Linked DNA regions of Mus musculus: region 1 is linked to region 2. A link is a contact called in ENCODE POLR2A ChIA-PET data. All regions are on one chromosome and are shown on one strand. The core of a region is the stretch at or near the end of the contact, and the rest is flanking DNA. Distances in the headings are between cores, read along the strand shown.

Region 1 (3,997 bases), core at 502-3,001, 810 kb before region 2:
AGTGTAAATGACCTTCCAGGGTTAGGGTAGGGCGAGAAAGAGGTGGTCTGGCATCCAGGCCAAAGGGCAGGACTAGGCCTAGGGAAGCCTGTGGGGCCTGTCTGGCATTTTATCTTCTTTCAGTTACCTCAGAGGCCAAGTACACCTACTGAGGCCCCAAGCAGGTCATGGGGCTAGGTGTCAGATACATTCATTCTGACTCTGCATTTTTCTATTTAAAAAAATTTTTTTAAAATTTTTGCTGATGAGTGTCTTTCACCCACTGACCCACTGACCCCATTTTGTTGCCCTGGGTAAGCAGATCTTACTCACCTGATGCAGTTCTTCGGGTCCTCCACACAGTCGATGTTACAGCGGAAGCGTTCCCAGGCCAGCCAGCCCATGGGTGGAGTCCGCAGTAGCCCATTCTCCAGCATCAGTACCTGAGCCACCAGGGCCAGTAAGAGCACTGAGGGGGAGGTGGATGGTGACTTGTAAATGGTTCCTACAGCACCCCACCCCCCAACCCCAGTCATCACCTCAACCCCTCCAGCCCTTCAGCCCTCCCCAGGTACAGGCCAGTAGGGTTAGAGTTGCCTCAGCCTGTGAGTGCAGTCTGGGGGGGGGGGTACATGGGGCAAAGTAATGTATTCAAAAAGCTGTTGCTACAGACTGGGAATCAATGGAACGGACCCCTGAAGTCATGTCCTTGATATACATGAGACCAGATGCCCTCTTCCCTCCCTCCCTACACAGAAATGACAGTTCATTGTGGACTCTGGGTTTCTGAGGCCTTGGAGTTTTTGCTCTCCACCTCAGAAAGCCTCAGAAGGGCCTAAAGGGGTTGGTCAGGGTGGACTTGTACCCAGCTGCTCACCTACACAAGCCCCTTCCTCTTGGCTTTCAGCTTCCTTATATATAAATTACCACACCCACATGACAGGGCTGCTACAGCCCGCCAGGATCGGGTAAGATAGGACCTATACACTGGAGCAGGGCTGAAAAAGGAAGTGGCCTCTTTGGAGGGGAAACGATTCTGAGGTGTGGGGCATCTCCTTGATTTTCCTGGCCCAGCTCCAAGGAGAGGCACACTTCTCCCCACATACCCCCATCAAGAAAGAGGAGGGCTGGGGCTTCCTCGCCACAGTCCTCCCCTGCAAAGCCACCTGAGTAGGTGAGGGTACCTGTCTTCTGCAACATTGCCTTGGAGTCAAATCTCAGGACCCACTCGAATCTGCTCTTAGCAGCTTTATATGCTGAACTGTGGAAGATAACAGATGTTATGTATCCCACCGGGCATAGTGGGACCCACCTTTAATCTCAGCACTCAGGAGGTAGAAGCAGGAGGATCTCTGAGTTCTGGGCCAGCCTGGTCCACATAGCCAGTTTCAGGCCAGCCAGGGCTACTAGGTAGAGAGACCCTATCTCCGAAAATAAAAGTTACGGATTCCACATTTGGTCCCAAGTCGCTTTCACTACCCTCACACACTCCTTCCCTACCCTTTACTTCCCGGAATCTAAGCTCTTCTTTTAGAACTACAAATAGTCTAGGACACTTTGCCCAAGAGCGGTTGTGACTGGTTCTAGGAATACCAGGAAGAAGGAAGGCTATAGGCCATGTCCGGTTCCAGGTCCCCGTGTGGGTTCAGATTCTCGGTTCTTAAACATCGCAGGCCCAGGGTCCCCCTTGATTCTTACCCTCGCGCTCGCTCAGTCCGCGGTAAGCCGTGAAAGCCCCCGTGGCGGCCGCTTGTACCTATAGCGACCCGGGAGGCGGAATGTCACGGGACAACCCTTCTTGAGCAACCAATCAGAATCCCCTAGCAACGCCGTGCCCTCCCTCTATGCCCCAGCTCCCAGCCTCCAAAAGCTCCGCCCATCTAAGCTCGCGTTCTGCGCGTTCCCGAGGCGCGCTCCCGTGGGAAGTCGGCTTGGGCGCCCTGTGCGCGCGCCGCTGTGCCTCGGGTCTGGTTGGAGTCCTCCGTCCTCCGCCCCAGAGGGCGGGGGTGGTGGCCCGCACTGCCCGTGCTCAGTAAGTAGCTGTGCAGTGAATTCCTACAGAGGGCGATACCTTGCTCTTTTTTTGTTTGTTTGTTTGTTTGTTTGTTTGTTTTATTTTGTTTTGTTTCTTCGAGACAGGGTTTCTCTGTGTCCTGGAACTCATTCTCTAGACGAGGTTGGCCTCGAACTCAGAAATCCACCTGAAACCTTGCTCTTAACCACTCGAAAACGGTAGTGAAAGAGGCTGGGTGGGGTTTCAGCTCTCGAAAGGTCAGGAGGCTGCCCCCTCCACCTGACACCCAAGGGGTTGTTCGCCCACCCACTCCCCAAATGTATTTATTCATTACTTATTCATATGTTAAACACAGGCTAGGTGCCAACCACTATTTCTGGATGCCTTTACACCGATGATGATCATAGCTGTCCCCTCTCCGAATCTGTGCCATTTTCCTCCTATCAGGTAATGGCAAACCGACTTCTCTGCCAATCTTTTCTCTCAGCCTTTACATGCAATTGTCCAAAAATTGATTCCTGCCTTTAAATTCCACCTCTCATCCCACCCAGTAACGCTGGCCTCATTACATATTGCCTGGATGATTCGGAGACAGCCCTCAAGGGCCTCCTTTGTCCACCTTACTTCTCCAAGGCAGCCAAGGCAAACCTGAAAACTCAGCTCTGTGGGCTGGTAAGATGGCTCAGTGGTTAAGAGCACTTAGTGCTCTGGCAGAGCACGAGGGTCCGTCTCCAGACTCACATGCCAGGGGATCTGATGCCCTCTTCTGAACTCTGAGGCCACCAGGCATTCACATGGTGCACATACAGGCAGATAATCGGGCACACACTTAACCTAAAAAAACGAACCCAACCCAGCCCTGGTCTTGTCTCTCTGAAGTCTGTGTGATGGCTACTCTCTTAGTTTGGGGAAATGGTGTTTCTAAACCCCACCCTCTACCTTTTGACCCTATTCCCTGCCGTCATCTTCCTCATTGCCCTCCTTGTGGCCCCTCAAACACAGCCTTTGAACCAGCTGTGCCTTCTGCTTAGAATGCACTTCTAGATATGGGCATAGCCGACACCCTCATTTCCCTTAATTATATGTCCAAGTGAGGTCTACTCTGCCCATTCTTCTATTTAAAAACGGCAAGCTCTCCCCTCCCTCCTCAGGAAACTCATGCTGTATTCTCCCCTTACCCACCCTCCCGCGACCTTCACCTTGTAACACATTTACTCTAGTGGATACTACTAGTTGAAGAAAAGTTAGTGAACATTGCAGCCACCAACCACCACACTCCCCCCTTAAAACATCCAGCAAAATGTAGGGTATGCTTGTTTACATTGTGAGGTCAGGGAGGAGACCTCAGAGCGGACAGCTGAGACCTAAATGTCAAGGAGCTCTAAGTGGGGGTAGGGTGAGAGGGGAGGGCCGGCTGGGCTTCAGGAACTGCAAAGCAAGGGTTGAGGTGGGAATCCACAAAGCCCGTGGGCAGGCAGGCAGGCATTTGAACACAGTTGCATTCAGGGCGACTACGGGAATCCTGGTCTCCTATCTTATTAGTGCTTTCCCCGCAGCCTTCCCTGCAAGCCTATGGACAGACTCCAGGTAGAGCCTCAGGACCACAAGTGGACTGCAGACCTGCGTTGGTGGGTGATAGAAGCCGAAATGGCCAATATCTAGAGGCAGAGATGGGGCTAAGCCAAAGACTTGGTTGAGAACCTTAGCAGGGTTTTGCAGGATGTGTAGGAGCTCGCTTTAGGAAGCGCCCTATCTGATGATTTGTCTGGTTTGGCTCTGCACGCGCGAGAGGGAAGAGAGGGGCGGATCGGGGAGATACTGGATGGGCTGTAAGGGGAAACTTTTGGGGGAAAAAGAGCACTCCTTATTCTTCTTCGGTGTAGAGCTGGAGGCCTGTGGGTAGCCTGAGGTTGGGCTTGGGGTTCGAGACGACCCCTCACCGACGAGTCCTGTGGCGCAGGCAGGTCCCCACCTTCCAGGGCCTCAGTTTCCCTCCAATATGCG
Region 2 (3,903 bases), core at 1,303-3,802:
GTTAATAAAATGAATGAGTCCCATATTTTGTGTCCACCTAGACTAGCAATTCTCAACCCATCGGTAGAAAGAGACTGCTTTGGAATTGAACCACACTTTCACAGGGATCACCTAAGACCAGGAAAACTGACTCGTTACGACCTGTAATAGTATGAAAACTAGTTATGAAGTAGCAAAGAAAATAATTCATGCGGCTGGAGAGATGGCTCAGTGGTTAAGAGGACTGACTCCTTTTCGGGAGGACCTGAGTTCAATTCCCAGCACCCACATGGTGGCTCACAACCATCTGTAATGGAATCCAACACCCTCTTCTGGTGTGTCTGAAGACAGCAACAGTGCACTCACATAAAGTATAAATAAATCTAAAAAAAAGAAAAGAAAAGAATTCATGGAGGGGGTCACAGCCTAAACAGTTCTCAGCCTTCCACCATCACCAGCCACATCCGCCTTGGAATTGCTTTTGGGAATGTCCATGGTCCTCCCTTGTTGCAGACATGAACCAATATAACTGATGTCTGTGCAAGTTTAACATGAAACTAAAATAACCATGAAGAAGTGCAAATAAAATGTCATGGAGTGTCTGAAACACACTGCTGACCTCTGCAAGAAAACACATATTACAGGCCACCCCAAACTCCTCACTAGTGTGACCTCCTCCCCAGCACCCATGTAATTGGTTTTGTCTTTAAAAACAATGTATCCCCAAGCATGGTCACTAAGTGACTGACTCATGGCCTAGCCATCAATAAAAGGTCTCAAAACTTTTTTTGGTTTTGTTTGTTTGTTTTTTTGAGACAGGGTTTCTCTGTGTAGTCCTGGCTATCCTAGAACTCACTCTGTAGACCAGGCTGGCCTCGAACTCAGAAATCCGCCTGTCTCTGCCTCCCAAGTGCTGGGATTAAAGGCGTGCACCACCACTGCCCCGCTCAAAACTTTTAAATGGCTTAATCATTGTGGGTGTCAATCTCTCTTACGACCCAGAAGACATGTGACAATAAGAGCTGGTGAGCTGGGTGGCACTGAGATTGGAGGGAGCTTGTCTCCTTTCAGTGTAGGAGGCAACAGTGTTTACTAGACACAGGCGTAGGGAAGGATTGGCATAGCTGAGCAGATCAGTGTCTGGGAAAACAGTTCCTTAAAAAAATAAAAAGGTTTATTTATTTTATGTATGTGAGTACACTGTTACTGTCTTCAAACATAGCAGAAGAGAGTACATCAGATCTCATTACAGATGGTTGTGAGCCACCATGCTGCTGGGAATTGAACTCAGGACCTCTGGAAGAGCAGTTGGTGTCTTAACTGCTGAGCCATCTCTCCAGCCCCAGGAAAACAGTTCCTGACACCTACAGCAGTGTATCTATATGCCTGCTGACCACGGGCCGACTTAACCACTTTTTCACCTGCACATTTATAAAAGCTAGAAATGGCTATCGATGTTTAAGAGTATGTTGAGTCTGACTGTCTCACTTAAGACATCAGGGCATACATCCATGAATGCCAATGCCACCCTCTTGGAACTGTTTTGTCTGTCTTTGCCTGAGGCCAACTCAGTTGGGGCACTCGGTGGCCTTGGGAAAGTCTTTCTCTCTGGCTCCAGCTTTCCCGTTTGTGAAATGCGGAATAAAATAGTTAAGCAACAGCGGAGCGCCTGGAGCACCAGCTACTCAAGAGACTGAGGCAGGAGGATGGATTTGAGATCAGGAGTTCCTGGATAACATGGAGGACGCCGGCTCTCAAAACGGAAACAAACTGGCCTGTCATCTCAGCCCTTGAGAAACGGGAGGAGGAGGGAGACTCTTGGCGTTTTAAGGCCAGCCTCGGAGACGCAGCGAGTTCGAGGCTCGCTCCGGCTATGTGAAAGCCGGCCTCAAGAGAAAACAAAACGATCAGACAACCATTACAGATATCACAGTGAAAGGAACAAGGCGTCTCGCCTATGAAAGAGCTCTTTGCTTAAAACGGGTCGGGCTAAGCACCGTGGCATAGGAGAACCAGCAGAACTGGCCATAAACAGCTCTGGGCTGGCGGCTCCTCCGCTCAACTTCCGCCCTCTTAACTCCCAGGACCTAAAGGCCGAGCGGAGACGGCGCCACCGTGGTCCCCCCGGACCCGATCCTCCGGGGAGCAAGGCCCTGGCCCGCCCAGCCCTCGGCTCGCCTGCGATCGGGCCTCCCGGGCCTCCCGGGCCCAGCAGCCAGTGGACCGACCAGCAGCTGGGCCCGCGCGGCCGGGCCAATAAGGAGCGCGGCGGACGCAGGGGGCGGGCGCAAGCGGCGTCGCCCCCCGGAGCCGCTCCCTCCTCCGCCCCCGAACCCCAAGAAGCAGCGAGGCCCCTACGAGCCTCGAGGAAAAGGGAAAGGGCCGCTCACCGTCCCTTGGCCGCCGTCCCGCGCTTCCGGATGAGCTCGTCCAGCGAGAGATCGGCCATCTTGCGGCGCGCAGCTAGCGGAGAACGGAGGAGAAGCCGACTGCGGCGAGCCCGCCCCGCGGCCGGAGTCAAGAGCGGCTTCCGGCAACCCGGACGGCCAACTCTCGCGACAGCTCAAACGAAAAGCTCGAGACGGAAGGGGTGGAGCCTCTCTCCCCGTGAGCCTTTGCGGTGCTCGCTTCTAATTTGCATGGAGGAGTCCGGAGCCTTATGGGCTCTCTCTCCCCCCTCCTCCTTTTGCTAATGAGGAATTAGAATTATATCGATCATAAACCATTAAAAAGCATTATCAAGAGGACAAGTCTTTTAGTCATACAGCCGATCGGACACTCACCATACTTGTAATGAGAATATAATTTCTTACCCCTGAGGAACGTAGACACGTTCCTCATGCCTTAAACTTATGAGTAAGGAAAATAACGATTCGGGGTGACGCCCGAGTCCTCACTGCTTATGTGAGAAGAATTTTTGAGCGGGTATAGGTTGCAATCTGAGGCGACCCGCCTACTTTGCGGGATGCCTGGGTGACGCGATCTGCCCGACCCCCTAATTCTACAAGAATAGAAAGCTTAGCAGCTCCTCTGAATGGTTGCTCTCAGGTGCTAGTGGTTGCAAGTCGTATGTTGATGCCTGCCTTTGCCCTACCTGGTGTGTGAGCGTGAGCGCGCCCCACCTCTCCAGCCTCTCTCTTACTGTTTTTCAGACAAGATGGGACTGTTGTTCTCCTACTGCTATGTACCTCAATTTCAATTGATCATGCCTGGACATAACTGCCCATGTTGTAAGGTCGTCTACGTTGTAAGGTCGTGCTCAGTTTCTGATGCCTAGACTAGTCACCTTTCCGTTTGCCTCCTGACTGTGTAAATGAGGCAAATGAAGGTGGTCTCTTAACTGACATGTTAGTGTTTGACCTATGGGATAGTTTCTCATTGTTGAGACAGAATTTCTAGAAGCTGGTCCGCTGAGCGGCTAAGAGCACTTGCTGATATTGCAAAGGATCTACCTGGGTTTGGTTCTCAGCACTCACATGGAAGTTCACATGTAACTCCAGTGCCAGGAGATTCAATGCCTTCTTGACCTCCCAGGCTATTGCATACATATACATACATACATACATACATACATACATACATACATATATGTGTATACAGGCAAAACACTCATAAACATAAAAATAGATAATTTTTTCAAAAATAAAAACATGATGCTCTTGGGTCAGTTTCTCATGTTCCCTTGAAAATGTACATGTTGGGGCTGGTGAGATGGCTCAGTGGGTAAGAGCACCCGACTGCTCTTCCGCAGGTCCAGAGTTCAAATCCCAGCAACCACATGGTGGCTCACAACCATCCGCAACAAGATCTGACTCCCTCTTCTGGAGTGTCTGAAGACAGCTACAGTGTACTTACATATATTAATAAAATAAATCTAAAAAAAAAAAAAAAACTATCTGCCATATGGAACATTTAAAAAAAATG

Evidence for each region. ChIA-PET counts read pairs that join two places held with the same protein, here RNA polymerase II (POLR2A).
Region 1: POLR2A ChIA-PET joins it to region 2 with 22 read pairs in embryonic stem cell. The contact joins the promoter of Naga here to the promoter of Poldip3 in region 2. POLR2A ChIA-PET finds 5 or more read pairs at or near these places in 3 of 5 experiments (Patski and embryonic stem cell).

What each region holds. Positions count from the first base shown.
Region 1 is chr15:82,337,075-82,341,071 of GRCm38, forward strand. It overlaps Naga (N-acetyl galactosaminidase, alpha), which reads right to left and starts at 1,752. Exons shown (of 10, transcript NM_008669.4): 1 at 1,678-1,752; 2 at 1,164-1,240; 3 at 313-448. The coding sequence starts at 1,179. It also overlaps a transcript of Pheta2 not described here.
Region 2 is chr15:83,146,826-83,150,728 of GRCm38, forward strand. Poldip3 (polymerase (DNA-directed), delta interacting protein 3) reads right to left here and starts at 2,553. Exons shown (of 9, transcript NM_178627.4): 1 at 2,370-2,553. The coding sequence starts at 2,428. Rnu12 (RNA U12, small nuclear) reads left to right here and starts at 2,820; the gene lies at 2,820-2,969.